Regions from separate parts of the Homo sapiens genome. Here regions 1, 2, 3 and 4 are each linked to region 5. The links are chromatin contacts, found by Hi-C or POLR2A ChIA-PET in ENCODE. All regions are on one chromosome and are shown on one strand. Each heading gives the region's core, a stretch centred on a gene start or an enhancer-like site at or near the end of the contact. The rest is flanking DNA. Distances are from core to core; before and after follow the strand shown. Region 1 has its middle 11 kb from the start of LINC00520. Region 2 holds the start of CDKN3 (cyclin dependent kinase inhibitor 3). Region 3 holds the start of CGRRF1 (cell growth regulator with ring finger domain 1). Region 4 holds the start of SAMD4A (sterile alpha motif domain containing 4A). Region 5 holds the start of FBXO34 (F-box protein 34).

Region 1 (2,711 bases), core at 184-2,683, 540 kb before region 5:
AGCATTAGGAGACATTCCTAATGTAAATGACAAGTTAATGGGTGCAACACACCAACATGGCACATGCATACATATGTAACAAACCTTTACATTGTGCACATGTACCCTAGAACTTAAAGTATAATAATTAAAAAAAAAAACTGGTGGGGAGTGAAGGAAGAGATTCATATCATAGAAAAGTGGTATGGAAAGTATTTTTCTTCATGAAAAGAATTCATAAAATATCATCTTTGTGGGAATTAGAAACAGTATCCTGCTAGAAGAACCAATTTTTAAAATGTGTCCCTTCCTTGGACTGACAGACCCATACCAGAGAAAATAACTTTGCCAAGGATGCTGGCTAGGGGTTTCAGTCCCACTTTCATCCCCTTGGCCAAACATCTTTGTGCAGGGAACAACACACACCATTGTGCACAGAGTCCCTACTTGATCCCATGCACATCTGTGACACATTCATTGTTCTTCCCATCACCAAACACAAGGAAACTAGGAGAGTCCATCCCAGTGAAACCCTCACCTTTGCCCAGATTGCAATGATTTTATCAGAACATCTTAAGACTTAGGCATTAAGGAAATCCAGGTTTACAGTGGAATTGGCATGAACATGAAAATTTCCTGACCTACTTTTAAAGCACCTAACGTAGATGATGTTTGCTTAACAGCTCTTCACAGTCCTCAGCCCTCACATGTATCCCCCTTTTCTCAGGCATTTGTTCTGCAAAGCAACTCACACAACTCTGTCTGTTTGGGAGAGCTGTTCCATTCAAGCACCTTGGGATATTGCTGGCATAGTGTGCCACATACGCCACCTTCCATAGCACAGAGCTATAGCTCAGGACCTAGATGGCGAGCTTTGCCTTGACCATGTGGTCTACACATGCCATCAGGAGTGTCTTTTTTAATGTGTGAAATGTGTTGTTTGTGGGAGGCTGCACATCCCCTTTTGCCAGCTGCTTGCCTCTTTGAGATCGCTTTCTCAGCAGTTCAGACGGGCTGGTCCCATAAATCACAGAGAGGAGAAGGGTTAGAGGATAGAAGGAAACAAGACATGTGGCATATGGAATTTGTCCAGAACCACTCAGGTGCCTGCTAGTTACAGTGTTGGAGCTCGCTCACTCTCTCTCATATCTACGAGACTAATTTACCCTTCTGTTATTGTTATTATTTGTTCTGGGAAGTTTTCGTTTTACTAGAACATCTGGCACTATAGTTTCACACCCTGGGGTTTCCTGGAAACACTCTCAGGGAGGAGTTCGAACCTTTGCTACCGGAACTCGCCCGGGCCTGAAATGTGGTGAGCTATCATCTCAGCCCACGTCACGTTCTCTCTCTTGTTTCCTTTGCAAAACATCATTACAATCAGTGCCACTGTTTTTCAATGAGAGATGCTGGCACCAAGCCCAGAGACGGCTGTGCAGACCTTGTCCTGCCAAGAGTGGAGATAACGTGGGCCTGATACAAAGCCCTCTGACCACACCTCTGGGTAACTCCTACGCTGAAGCACAGCCTGGCCTCCCAGATGAGCTCAGAGTGCCAAGCCCAGGAGCAGGCTGGGTGTGAACCAGGTCCCACCCTGGGAGCCCTGGTCCTCGTCACATTGTTAACCACAAGACCTACCCGCCTGTCCTAATTTCTACAGGAGAGCCTCAGGGCCCCTTTCAGTTTTGAAAGGCACATGAAAAATGTGACATGGGAGTCACTGGAAGGGCCCCGTCTCCCTTCCCTCTTCTCATGGAGTCTCTCCCTCTCCTTTCTGTCCTTGCCTCAGCTATGTTGTCTGCAGCAACTGTTTGCAGAAATTCTCTTCCCCAGCATCTTCAGAGGCTGGCTTCTTGACCTAAGACTGCAGTGTCAATGTCACCTTTCCTAAAAAGCCTTCCTTCTCTGATCCCCTAGGTGAAAAGGGCCACTGAGCAGCTCCAGCACTTCAGTCCTTTAATTATCTGCATGGTACTAATCACAATCTTAGAGTTTGCTCCTAGGTTTGCCTCTTGGATTTTTACCTGACCTTACCTGCTAGAGGGGGAGCCTGTCTTGTTCACCTAGAATAAATGCCTTGCACTGTGAAAGGACAATAAATCTTGGGATTCCAAAACCACTAAGCCAAAGGGAAAAGTCAAGCTGGGAACTGCTTAGGGCAAACCTACCTCACATTCTGTTCCTGAAAAAGCTACTAAATTAAAAAATAATAATAAAATAAAACAAAATAAAATAATTTTTTAAAAAAACCTACATACCTTCCTCACAAGGAATTTCCTTGTGTACAAAGGACAGACAGAACTCAAAGTCATTCCTCTTCTCACCAAGATAAATGCAAATCTGACTGCCTCCTTTCAAGAGGCTAATCAGAACCTCAAAAGAATGCAACCATTTGTCTCTTACCTACCTATGTCCTGGAAGCCCCCTCCCCGCTTTGAGTTGTCTCACCTTTCTGGACAGAACCAATGTACTTCTTACATATATCGATTGATGTCTTACATCTCCCTAAAATGTATAAAACCAAGCTGTGCCCCAACCACCTTGAGCACATGTCATTAGGACCTCCTGAGGCTGTGTCATGGGCATGCGTCCTTTGGCAAAATAAACTTCCTAAATTAACTGAGACCTCTCTCTGATATTTGGGGTTCATACCACATAGAAGGTACCGAATTAACATTTGTTAAAAACATACTGGCCCGACTCCTTACTAGTGTGATCTTGGGAAAGTTAAC
Region 2 (2,700 bases), core at 81-2,580, 870 kb after region 5:
ATAACTCAATGGGGACAGGTGGAGAAAGAGGCCAGGAGTGAAGGACAGCTGATGTCCCTCCACATGGCAACATAGGGATTAGCAATTGTAAGCACCTAATGCTCTTTCTAGCTCTGAAGCTATATTCTACAACGGTCTTGGTACTAGAAGATCACAGGACGGCTAATTTAGGCTACGGACTTTTTTTTCTTTCTTTCTTTTATCTTGAGATAGGGTTTTGCTCTGTCGCCCAGGCTGGAGGGCAGTGGCGTGATATCCGCTCACTGCAACCTCTGCCTCTTGGGTTCAAGCTATTTGCGTGGCTCAGCCTCCCGAGTAGCTGGGACTACAGGCGTGCACTACCACGCTCAGCTAATGTTTGTATTTTTAGTAGAGACGGGGTTTCACCGTGTTGGCTAGGCTTGTCTCCAACTCCTGGCCTCAAGTGATCCGCCCGCCTTGGCCTCCCAAAGTGTTGGGATTACAGGCGCGAGACACCACCCGGCCCTAGGCTATGGATTTCTGTTGCTTTGGCTCTATCTGAAGTATTATAATCAACTGCACCCAAAGGAAAGGCTTCCAGTAGGTTGTCAAGCCGGGCAGTAGGAAATATGGGTTAGGTGGGGGATCTTCAGCTCCTTGCCTGCATCTGTTTTTTCTTTAAAGCAACTTTGATGATTCATATTTCAAATTTGTGTGGCCCATTCACCAGGTTTATTAATCCTAACAGAGCTGGACGTTTCTGCTTCCCCAGGCCCTGTGATTCTGAACGTCACGGGAAAAGAGCAGCATTGCCAGGTGGCCCTGGGGCATGGTGACAGCGGTGGTGTCGCCCACAAGCCGCGGCGTGGCATTCGTACTCAAGGTTTCCCCAGGCCCTGTGGGCGCAGGTAGCGCCCGGCCACCCTTCGGGGCTGGGGTATCGCGCCCACTCATCGCTGACACTCAAGCTCTTCGGCTCGGTTTCCTCGGTACAACGAGGCTCGGCCCTCTTTGGCTGGGCGGCTGGGAGGCTTATGAGACCCCGCAGGGGACAGGTGACAGCCCACAGCAGGTGCACAGCGAATGTCCGTCTTTCCTTCGTCGGCCACCGACCCTGCTCCTTCGTCTCTCGTGCCCGTGCTGGGCCCGTGCGAGTCACCTCCCCGACCCGCAGAACGGTTACGGCGCCAGTCGCACTGCTACCAGGCTAGGGCTGCCCTCCGGCCCAGGATCGGGTCCCCGGGACCGCTTGCGTCCCTGCCGCCTCGCTCCTCCAAACCCCAGCACGTCCGACTCACCGGCTTCATCGCTGGCCGCCCCACGTCGAGACCAGTGCCGCCTCCCTCTGCAGCGCCGGCGACTCACCGGTGCCCCGGCCGAGCCCGCGCCCCGCAGCTTAGCTCACTGGTTCGTCCTTCTGTGAGGTGGGCGCGGCGTCTTCCAGCAACCAATCAGATCCGCTTCTGGTTTCTTACTCCGCCTTTGGGTGGCCGAAGACTCGGCCTCTAATCGCTGACTGGTTCCTAGAAGACCTTTGAAAGACGCGCGGGAGGCGGGCCCTGTGGGACGTTGATTGGCTGGGAGGGCGCCCTCCTCCCGCCAGTTGGGAGAGTGCAGGGGGCGGAGGCGGGGCGGAAGAGTCAGAAGGCGGCCCTAGCGCTTGGGGGACGCTGGAAAGCTTTGCTTCTTGATGGCAGGATGTCAGCGTGGTCCATACGGTTGGGAGGTGATTTTTTTTTTTTTCTTGAGACGGAGTTCGCTCTTGTTGCCCAGGCTGGAGTGCAATGGCGCGATCTCGGCTCACCGCCACCTCCGCCTCCCGGATTCAAGCGAGTCTCCGCCTCACCCTCCCGAGTAGCTGGGATTACAAGGATGTGCCACCAAGCCTGACTAATTTTTGTATTTTTTGTAGAGACGGGGTTTCTCCATGTTGGTCAGGCTGGTCTCGAACCCGGGTTGGGAGTTTTTGTGTTTGTGACGGAAGTCTTACTATGTTGCCCAGGCTGGCCTCGAACTCCTGTCCTCAAGCAATCCTCCCGCCTTAGCCTCCCTTGTAGCGGCTACGGTAGGGAGTTTTTGTTTCTTTAAGTTGTATTTTTATTTTTTATTTTTTAAGGGCTCAGGGAAGCACTGTATTGGATCGTCACATGAAAAACATCACATAGACTTTGTAATTATATCTAGACATACAAATACTAGGGAAAAAACTAAAAATTTAGAGTATAAACATATTTTATATGCTTGAAGTTTTAGTTTATCGTTCCAGAAACTAGACAAGTTACAGTGTAGATCAATATTCCTGTCCCCCAAATATGAATTAAATTATATTGTGTGAAAGGGAAATTATAAAATGCCAGGTAAGATAGGTCTAAGGGCCAGTGTGTCTACATAATTAGCTGTAATCTTTTAAAAATGTGAGTATTTCTCCGCCTTCTCCAGTCCCCATTTAACTAGCCATGGGAAAGGAAGTCGCCTGGAGCAGATCTGAGAAAAATATGCAGAAATTTCAACCCCTGATTCATGTTGTGAAAGCCAATGGGTATAGAGCTATTAGAAGGAATTCCTTAGTAAAGAAGGTACCACAGTTTGATTTAGAGACTGTATTAGCTAGTCATGGTTGCCCAGAGATAAAGAATGAATAGGATGTGTATATATGGATATAGAAACAGATTTATTTTAAGGAATTGGCTCCTGTGCTTGTGGAAGCTTGGAGAGTCCAAAATCTGATGGGGGGAGGCC
Region 3 (2,906 bases), core at 190-2,689, 760 kb after region 5:
TTGTTTTCCAATCTTACCCCCACAAATAAGGAATTTGTATTTCCAATCCTCACCCACATACAAGGCAAGGAATTCTATGCTCTATTGCTGGTAGGGTGAGGAGCAGTGTGGACAGGTTAAAACTTTTGTCACTTCCTAAAGATGGCATATATTTTCAGAAACCGACAAGGGCCCGTGTTCTTTAAGGCAATCACATATATGTGACCAAAGGCTATTTTAAAACTCGTTTTACGTAGCCTTCTTTATTCACTAACATGTTCTCTGCCCCTATGCTCATGCTGTCTTCTCTGAGATGCTTTTTCTTCCCTACTATATACATTTAACTCCATTTATTTTTCAAAATGCTCATTCTCCAAAATCCAGCTCATGTCCCTCTTCAACAGAGTCCCCTCTGACCTCTTCAGACCATGGCTGTTATCCACTTAGAACTGCTGTTTGATCTTTTTGTAACTATTATCATCTCAAAGGGATTTTGGAGGCTGCAGCCTAGAAAAACTGTTGTGGGCTAGTTACACGGTTTCAACTCGTTATTTACAAGGCTTGTCTAAACATGATACAATAGCATCTCCTCAAGAGAGAAATTGAACCTCTAGGCTAGAAGAATTGCTCAGCGGTTATCTAACAGACCATTCTCCTTGTCTCCAATAGGCAACTGTCCTACCCTCGGTGTTACATATTTCTAAGGTCTCTTCCAGCTCTAAAATTATGATTTTACAATTCTATCGACTAAATATTACTTCAAAAGGTGTGGAATGTATACAGAAACCATTAAATTCTCAAACGGTAACAGTTCAGTTACAAGTTACTCTGAAAGATCTGAGGCTAAGGGCTCCATTCAGGTCAGAATCACAACTGTTAACCTCGCTTACTGTCCAGTCTGTGCACTGTAGCACAGGTGACTAACTCATCCAGGACACACAGTAGGCCCGAATCCGGGACAGAAGCCTACTAGAGAAGCACTTTCTCCCAACACCAAGCCCAAGCCCAAGCCCTTCCTGGCTGCTTTATCGCCTAGAAACAAAGCTGAGTAAAACACCCCAATGCGGTACCACCCCAAGATGCCCCAGCGACACGGACCAAACGGTGATGCAGGGCAGTGACGCAGGTGCAGCGTCCACCTTGTTTTCCTCCCAGAGAAAGTCGGAGTTCTAGGCACCCGGGGACACCGAATCCCCGACGTCCTCCGGCCCGCGGCCCTCCGGCTCCGGTGCCCCCTGCTGCTCGTCGCGACCCCACTCTGGCGGTATCCGCCCCTTCGTCTCTCACCCCTGGGACACTTACCATCCCAATACCAGGCCGGTGGTCACGATGAAGCAGGTAAAGACCACCGCGATGTAGAAAAGCGGCGAGTATTCATAAAGCGTTACCAGAAACACCGCAGCCATCAGGGTCTTGCTCTGGGTAGAGCCCGGCTCCAGCCGCGGAGCCCAGCCCAGCCCGGCTGAGCCCCGCCCGCCCGGCCAGGGTAAAAGCCACTACAGTGCCCCGGAGCGGACAAACTTTGTAGGTCCGCACTTGCCTGGGGTTCTCATGAGCTAGACTTTAGGGCAGCCTCGCGGACAGCGGGAGCTGGCGTGCCAATCACGGCGCCCCCTGCCGGACACGCCACGCCCCTCCCGCTCCCGTCCCGAGCTATTGGCTACGCAGACCTGGGATGGGGGGGGCCCGACTCGCACCGCCCCCGACTCCCAGGATTGGTACCCAGCGGGCGTCTTAAGCGCTGTGGCCCAGTGGTCATTGCTGTTCCGCCGGCAAATTCTAAGTAGACTTTGGGGCCAACTCTGTGCCAGCCTTAGGCAATGTAGGTTTTCTGATGTCAGAGAGAGGCGCAGTCTGAAATCTACGTGCATCGTTTCTAAATCCTGAAACCCTGCCTATTATATCTTAGGCAAATTTGGGAGAGGGTGGAGGAGGAGGAGGAGGAGGGCGGGCATCTTGGATTCTACAAAATGAAATAACCATAAGCACAGTGAAAACACAAAAAAAGGAGTCTCTACCACAAGCAATTTATACGAGACTTGTCAGCCTTTTCAGATTGGACTTAATCATAGAGGAAAATCAGCATTGCTTATCCAAGATTCTCTTAGAAATAAAGCATCCGCTTCCTCCCACATCCCCCTCCTTTTCTCCTCTTCTTGTACTCCTCAAATTAGAATTAGCCAAACATTTGAAACTGTATTTGTTTCCACTTTAAGAATAATTTTTAAAAAACTTTTTAAATCACACAGAAGCTTTTTAAAAATTACTGAAAGTAGCTAAATGGTCACTCCCTTGTCTCAACCCTGTGAGTCAGCTCCATCAAGGTGGCCTCCCTGAAAGTCTTTCATAACAGTTCATTGACACCTCGTTGGTTTGCATTTACTCCTAAAGCCACATCTAGCCACATCAGAGAATGGGGATATGTAGTCTTATTATTCGTGAGCAGCAACACACCCTGGTACAAATCAAGAGTTTTGTTACTGAGGAGGAAAGAGAATGGACATTGGGATAGTTAACTAGTAGCCTCTGTCACACTCCTAAATCACCAGTAAAATTCGTGTTGAGAAAGATGAACTAAGTTTGTCCTATGGCCTCACATATTCCTTGGCAAATGAGCACGTAGTCTCTGGAGCAGCACTGTTTGAGAAGCTTGCTTCTACAACACAATTTTTAATTACTATATATCTGATTTGTGAAAATATATACTTTAATCAGCCCTCAACTGTTGGAGAATTTTTCATTGCTATAAATAACACTGCAATGAACATCCCTACAGCTAAAGTATTTCCTTAGGATAAATTACTAGAGGTGGAACTATGGTTTTAAAAAATGTACATTTTAAAGATTTTGTAAAAACACTGCTCTCCAGAAATGTACCAATTTGTATTCCCAGTTTTTCATCCACAGTTTTGCCATCATTTGATATT
Region 4 (2,700 bases), core at 29-2,528, 700 kb after region 5:
GGAAACTGCATGAGAGAAAAATCAATCATTCATGCTACCGTAGCTACCACACGGAAAGGGCTGACGGAGTTCACAGTGGGCAAAATCCCAAAGCGGCCGGCGGAGGTAAGTAGGTGGGGGGCGGTAGTGGGGGGACACCCGGAGGGGGTGGATTCCGAGGGCCTCGGGGCCACGCCGTCCAGGTCCCGGCGCGGCTGGCAGGGACTGGCCTCGGCCTGGCCCGAGGCAGAGAAGCGGAGGGAGGAGCGGGGGTTGGGCAGGCGGGACGGCGGCGGCGGCCGCCGCACACTTACCGGGGCTGTTGGCCTCGCGTTCGAGGACGTGCAGCTCGGCGCAGTCGGCCAGCGAGTGCTCCAGGCAGAGCTGGAGGAAGCGGGCCTGGGTCTGGCTCACGCGCTTGAGCAGCGACAGCAGCGCAACAGTCTGCTCGCACTCGTTCCAGCCCTTAAACCAGCCCGCCAGCACCCCGACCTGGTCGCGAAACATCATGGTTAGGGGGCCGCCCTCGGTCTACAGAGCCCCCTGGGCGCCCCAGCCCGCCCCGCCCGCCCCAAAGTTTGGCGGAGCCGCAGCCCCGCGGCCGGAGACGCGTTCCTGTTCCAAGGTGGCTCTGGTGCCCGGACGCTGCAGGTACTGCCTGGGCTCCTGCCTCTCTTGTCTGGTTTCAGTTACGTTCCGGTGGTTCTGGCTGATTTCCCCAGAGACGATGACAGACAGTAGCACGGAAATGTTTCTTTAAAAAAAAAAACGACTTTTTAAAAATCCCCCACAAGGCACACAACTGAATGAAGAATGCTTTCTCCCCCCTTCTTGCAGCTTTGGGATGGTGATTTCCGGCGTCCTGGGGTCTCCTCCCCGCTGGGCGGCAACTCGGACCCTTCACGCCCGCATTCCCGAGCGGCGATCACCACTGGAAGGAGAGAAAGAGCTGCAGTGAGACCTCGGCTAGCGGAGGAGCGCGCCCTGGGGGGACGAGGGCATCAGAGGGTGCTGGGGCCAGGGGAGGGGGCGTCCCGCGGAAGGTTGGGTTCGCCGAAATCCAGCCGCCCCCTCCGCCCCCTCCGCACCCGATGTGGGAGATGGGCTATTCCCCACCGGGTAACAGCGAGAAGCCTGCTTCCCAGGTGCGGGAGGAGACCCCGCGGCTTCCTGTTGCTGCCGCTGCCAACGGCTGGTGCTCCCCTCACGGCCCGCCTGGGGTGGCCTCGGGCGCCGTGCTTAAGAACGCCAGCACCAGCAACAGATCTTCCCCGCGCAGAAAACTTGCAATGCGGCTGCGAAGGGGCGCGGGGGTGGGGGTGGGAGCTAATGCAAAGCAGAGGCGGAGGCAGCGGCAGCCCGAGTTCCTTCCTCCTCCTCTTACTCCTCCTCCTCCTCCCAGAGAAGCAGCCGAGCGGCTGCAGCTCCATCTACAGCAACAGCCAGCATCTCCACCGCCAGGCGCCCCTCTGGATTTAGGCCGTGAGCAGCCGCGGCAGCAGCTCGAGACAAAAATAAACTCTCTCCACCCAAAGCTCCGCGCCCAGCGGGCGGCGGCGCAACCCAGAGCCCCGGCTCCCCCGCGCCGCGCCGCACCAGCCCACCCGGGAGGTCTCCCTGGGCCTGCTCCGGCCGGAGCGGTCACTGTGCGCGCGCGTGTGCGTGTGTGTGTGCGCGCGTGTGTGGCAGGCATCCTGCCGCCGCCGCCTACGGGCTGGTCTGTCCGGCCCGGAGCCTCGCCCGCGCGTCGCAGGCCGAGGGCGGCACAGCGCTGGGCACACGCCCCGCGAGGGGACGGCCGGGGTCCGCAGCGCTGCTCCCTTCGGCCAGCGGGGCGGCCCCGCGGGGAATGCGGATCGGCGCCGCAGGCACACGCCCCCCAACGACAGCAAAGAAAGTTCGGCTGCGGGGGTTCCCCCAGTCCCATCCCGGTTCTCGTGGCCGCCGCCGGCGGGGAGGAGAACCCAGCGACTCAGCCTTCAAGGAGCCGCTAGCTTCCAACAACACGCTGCTTCCGGCTCCCAGAACTTCTCGGGCGGAGGGGGAAGCCCCCGGGGAGGGGACCCCCAGTGACCCGCGGGTCCCCCGCCGAGGGCCGTAGGGAGGGAGCGCTCACCTCGGCGCGGCTCATCCCGGCGGCTCGGGGGCCCTTGCGCGGGTCCGGGGCCGCGGCGGCTCTCAGCGGGGTTGGGGGCGCCCGGAGCGCCGGCCGCGGGCCATGCCGTCGGGGCGGGCGGCGCGGGGAGAGTGCGGTGCTTCGAGTCGGGGCCGCTGCAGCCGCCGCTGCTGCTGCCTCCAGTGTCGGCTCGCGGAGGACTGAGCCGCCCGAGCCGGAGCTCCCCACATGCTACTGATTAACATACACCATTACATCATGGGCTTGGCAGGGAGCGCCCGAGCGGGGGGAGAGGAACCCGGGCGGCGGCGACGGCACGCGGGGGGAGCCGGGGGGAGGAACCCCGGACCCGGCGCAGGGCGGGGGGACGGATTCCTAAGTGGGGACCAGAAAAAGGGGAGGGGAGCGGAGTGGGAGGAGCTGGTGGCGCAGAGGGGTCGGGTAGAAGGAACCTCCGAGAGGAACGAAGAAGTTCGGGGAAGAGGACGGGTCCGGGTGAATTTCTTCCTGCGGCCGCCTGCGTGTTCTGGAGGGGTCGGGACACTCAAGCCACTGGAGCCCCGGCAGAAAGGGACCCGAGGGCGCTCGGGCGGGGGCGGTGCTGC
Region 5 (2,887 bases), core at 199-2,698:
AATTTTAGTTACCTATCCAGACAAGCGGTCCTGGAATATGTTTTTATATTAAGTTATAGCCGGGTCTCAGTAAGAAAGCAAGAAAACAGCTTGTTGCTGACTTCTAAACCATGGTAGCATGGGGTGGTAGCATGGTACCATAGGGTGGGATAGGGACAACCTGGATAAATTAACTCCTCAGGTAATTATTATTTAAGACAAATGTTGGATTAATTCAAACTCCTCCCTCCCTTTACAACAGAAAAAAAAAATCATGTAAGATCCACTCTCCCTCCTCCTGGCCATTTTCTAACAAAAAATGCTAACAAGCAGATAGATGTCCAGTTAAAAAAAAAAAAAAAAAGCAAACTGATTTATCAACACTAGAAGTGGTTCTCTTTTTTTTCAGTAATTCTGATTGCAAACTATCAAACTACGAATTTAGCTTCCTAAAAGGCTTTTTACATTACACCCTCCAAAAAACCTCCTACCCTGACTTAAGTTTTTCTAAATCAAATGTCTTATACTGAGCTGTACTCGCAACGCTTGCTGGACAAGAAGTTAAAGAAATTGACAACTATTACATTAAAATTGCAAAATGCTGATACCGAACAACTTTCGATTCAAATCCACTGCGATTCCAAGCGTTCGTGGAAGACAACTTCCTTTTTCTACCCTGCGGGTCCCCCCGGCCCTTCCGTGAGCCCAGGTCCCCGCCCGGGCCTGCAGTGACATCCCAGGACCCATCTTCTGACGTCACAGACACACGGACCCACAGCCCTATGACTTCATCGTGGACTGAGGACGAACCGCAGTCGACTTGCGCCAGCCCAGAGGCTGGGGAGGCGTCCGAGCCTCCGTCCCGCCTCGTCGTTGAAGAAGGTTAAGGACAAGCGCCAGCTCACCTGCGCTGGGGCAGGGAAGGGCAGAGTGGCCGAGCCCGGGAGGGCGCGACAGGGGCGAGGCGACCCCAGTCCAGAGGCTGACTTCCTCACCGCCCTGGGTCCCGTAAGTGGGAGCGCCGGTCCGGTGCAAGCTCACGGCCTATCCGTGAATCTCCTCGGCTTCAGCGGGGACCCAGGACCCCGCTCCCTACCCGCCCGACCCTCCGTGGCCCGCGGGGACGCTCAGCGCCCGGGCCGTGCGCGCGGAAAGAGCCGCACCGGAGGAGGCGCAGGCGGCCGGGTCCCTACCCCGGACCCGCGGGCGGCGCCCCCGCCCCCACCCCCACCCGCCCCGCGCCCCGGGAGCGCAGGCAGGCGGCGGTAGGGGGCGGGGAGCGGCCACGGTGGCCGCCGCCGGACCCCAGTCGCGCGGCCCTCGCGCCACGCCCCACCTCGGCCCGGACCCACCTGCGCTCCTGCCCCGGCCGCGGCCTGGCCCGGGGCTGCACCAGCCCGACGCAGTGGTGGCGGCAGCAGCGGTGGCGGGAGGCCTGGCTCACTCCCCACCGCTGAGTCGGACCGAGCACCCAGCGCGGCGCGGCGGCGCCCAACGCTCGCCCCGAAACCCATTTGTTTGGCTAAAACGGAGTGACGTCACGCGCCGGCCCAATCGACGGTTGGCCGGGGGAGGGGCCACGGATCCAGAGTTTCACGGCGCCCCCTGCCGGACACTGGGGGCGGGAAGGGGGAAGTGAAAAGGGAGACCTGGATGACGCGTCTGCGGCCCCCAAGTGGTAGAGAATGAAAGTTTGAGCACGACTGTAGGGAAAGGAATCAAACCTCCCAGGCCAGCCAAGAAGGGTAGTGACGCCAGGGTTCAATCAGCAGACATGTCAAGTTTATGAATATTCGTGGGTGGACCTGAAGCTGTAAATGGTCTCAGATACTATTAGATAACCTAGTAGACCTGGATCCTCATACTGGTTCTGCTGCTAGCTTGGAAGGCTGGGGTTCAGAGTTTCAATTTGTAAAATGACAAAATTGGAAAGGTCCCTTCTGACTCTCTTTCCTATGAAAATCATGGCAGGGATACCGGTCAGAAAGTAGATAAACGTTGAGGCTGACACGAAACTGTTAAAGTCTGTAGAAGCTTAAGGGCTGGTTAATGATGGATATAAATTTTTAACACTTTATATTCAAATCAGAGGGCCAGTGAGGAACTTTTGATTCCCAATCTTTAAGCTTATTATTGTTTTCATTGTGAAAATAATATTAACCACATTGAAAAACATGAGGACAATGTATTTTCTTCTAGACCTTTTGCCCCATCACATATATTTTACTACACTGTAATAGTAGTTGTACGCGATTTTGCATCCTCTTTTCACTTTTATAAGCATTCCTCATATTTCCACATAAGCTTCATAACCAGTTTAACAGCTGCATAAAATTACATTAAGTGGACATAAAATTTACTGCAGTAATTCTCTATTTTTGGACATAACTTGTTTCCTTCATTCACTTTTTGCCATTATAAAGAAATCATAGAACATCTTCATGAATGTAGATTTTTAAAGATACCCAAAAGTGAAATTACTAGGTGAAAAAGACTATCAACACTTTCACAGTTACTAATACAAACTGCCAAATGATTTTTAAAAGGTTGTACCAAGTTACACTTAAACCAGCAACTTTGATTTTAGCCAGTCCTTAACAAAAATAATTTTGTCCAATTATAAAACTACTGTTGTAAAATATATGTGTAAAATCTTAAATATTAAAACGTAAAAACAAAATAAAAATATTTCCCATAATCTCATCACCAAGAAATAACCACTCAGTATCTCCATCTAGACCTTTATCTATATACATATTTTTAATAAAAATTGGAGAGGGGAAGTCCAGGCACGGTGGCTCACATCTCAAAAAGGAAAAAAAAAATTAAGGAAGGGTGTTATATGGTACACCGTGGCATCAAACTGTATGTCTGATTTAATATGTGAGCAATATTAGCTCAATATATC

What was found. A loop is a pair of places that touch in the nucleus more often than their neighbours do. ChIA-PET counts read pairs that join two places held with the same protein, here RNA polymerase II (POLR2A). Pooled maps may share reads with other maps.
Region 1: a loop to region 5 is called in a map of naive thymus-derived CD4-positive, alpha-beta T cell, with 6 times the contacts of the local background. The contact joins the enhancer-like site here to the promoter of FBXO34 in region 5. A Hi-C loop is called at or near these places in 1 of 168 maps with a recorded cell type or tissue (naive thymus-derived CD4-positive, alpha-beta T cell) and 5 of 50 pooled maps. POLR2A ChIA-PET finds 5 or more read pairs at or near these places in 1 of 52 experiments (activated T-cell).
Region 2: a map of CD8-positive, alpha-beta T cell shows a loop between it and region 5 (11-fold over the local background). The contact joins the promoter of CDKN3 here to the promoter of FBXO34 in region 5. A Hi-C loop is called at or near these places in 3 of 168 maps with a recorded cell type or tissue (CD4-positive, alpha-beta T cell, CD8-positive, alpha-beta T cell and naive thymus-derived CD4-positive, alpha-beta T cell) and 9 of 50 pooled maps. POLR2A ChIA-PET finds 5 or more read pairs at or near these places in 1 of 52 experiments (activated naive CD4-positive, alpha-beta T cell).
Region 3: a map of CD4-positive, alpha-beta T cell shows a loop between it and region 5 (6-fold over the local background). The contact joins the promoter of CGRRF1 here to the promoter of FBXO34 in region 5. A Hi-C loop is called at or near these places in 1 of 168 maps with a recorded cell type or tissue (CD4-positive, alpha-beta T cell) and 7 of 50 pooled maps. POLR2A ChIA-PET finds 5 or more read pairs at or near these places in 1 of 52 experiments (activated T-cell).
Region 4: a loop to region 5 is called in a map of naive thymus-derived CD4-positive, alpha-beta T cell, with 13 times the contacts of the local background. The contact joins the promoter of SAMD4A here to the promoter of FBXO34 in region 5. A Hi-C loop is called at or near these places in 2 of 168 maps with a recorded cell type or tissue (head of caudate nucleus and naive thymus-derived CD4-positive, alpha-beta T cell), 4 of 37 single-sample maps with no recorded cell type and 11 of 50 pooled maps. POLR2A ChIA-PET finds 5 or more read pairs at or near these places in 2 of 52 experiments (OCI-LY7 and SK-N-SH).

The regions. Positions count from the first base shown.
Region 1 is chr14:55,805,978-55,808,688 of GRCh38, reverse strand. No RefSeq gene overlaps it. Among named protein-coding and RNA genes, the nearest start is that of LINC00520, 11 kb to the right of the region's middle. Within about 2 kb of position 1,433, at least 17 of the 41 ENCODE cell types and tissues checked have a DNase peak (open chromatin) inside an H3K27ac peak, as active enhancers do.
Region 2 is chr14:54,395,637-54,398,336 of GRCh38, reverse strand. CDKN3 (cyclin dependent kinase inhibitor 3) reads right to left here and starts at 1,330. Exons shown (of 8, transcript NM_005192.4): 1 at 1,260-1,330. The coding sequence starts at 1,268.
Region 3 is chr14:54,508,439-54,511,344 of GRCh38, reverse strand. It overlaps CGRRF1 (cell growth regulator with ring finger domain 1), which reads right to left and starts at 1,439. Exons shown (of 6, transcript NM_006568.3): 1 at 1,282-1,439. The coding sequence starts at 1,385. RefSeq lists an enhancer at 959-1,188 and silencers at 1,364-1,549, 1,349-1,778.
Region 4 is chr14:54,565,706-54,568,405 of GRCh38, reverse strand. SAMD4A (sterile alpha motif domain containing 4A) reads right to left here and starts at 1,278. Exons shown (of 13, transcript NM_015589.6): 1 at 1,068-1,278; 2 at 294-910. The coding sequence starts at 489. RefSeq lists silencers at 247-306, 547-606, 1,447-1,636, 1,757-1,806, 2,367-2,496.
Region 5 is chr14:55,269,982-55,272,868 of GRCh38, reverse strand. FBXO34 (F-box protein 34) reads right to left here and starts at 1,448. Exons shown (of 2, transcript NM_017943.4): 1 at 1,332-1,448. It overlaps FBXO34-AS1 (FBXO34 antisense RNA 1), which reads left to right and starts at 791. Exons shown (of 2, transcript NR_184222.1): 1 at 791-987. RefSeq lists a silencer at 897-1,396.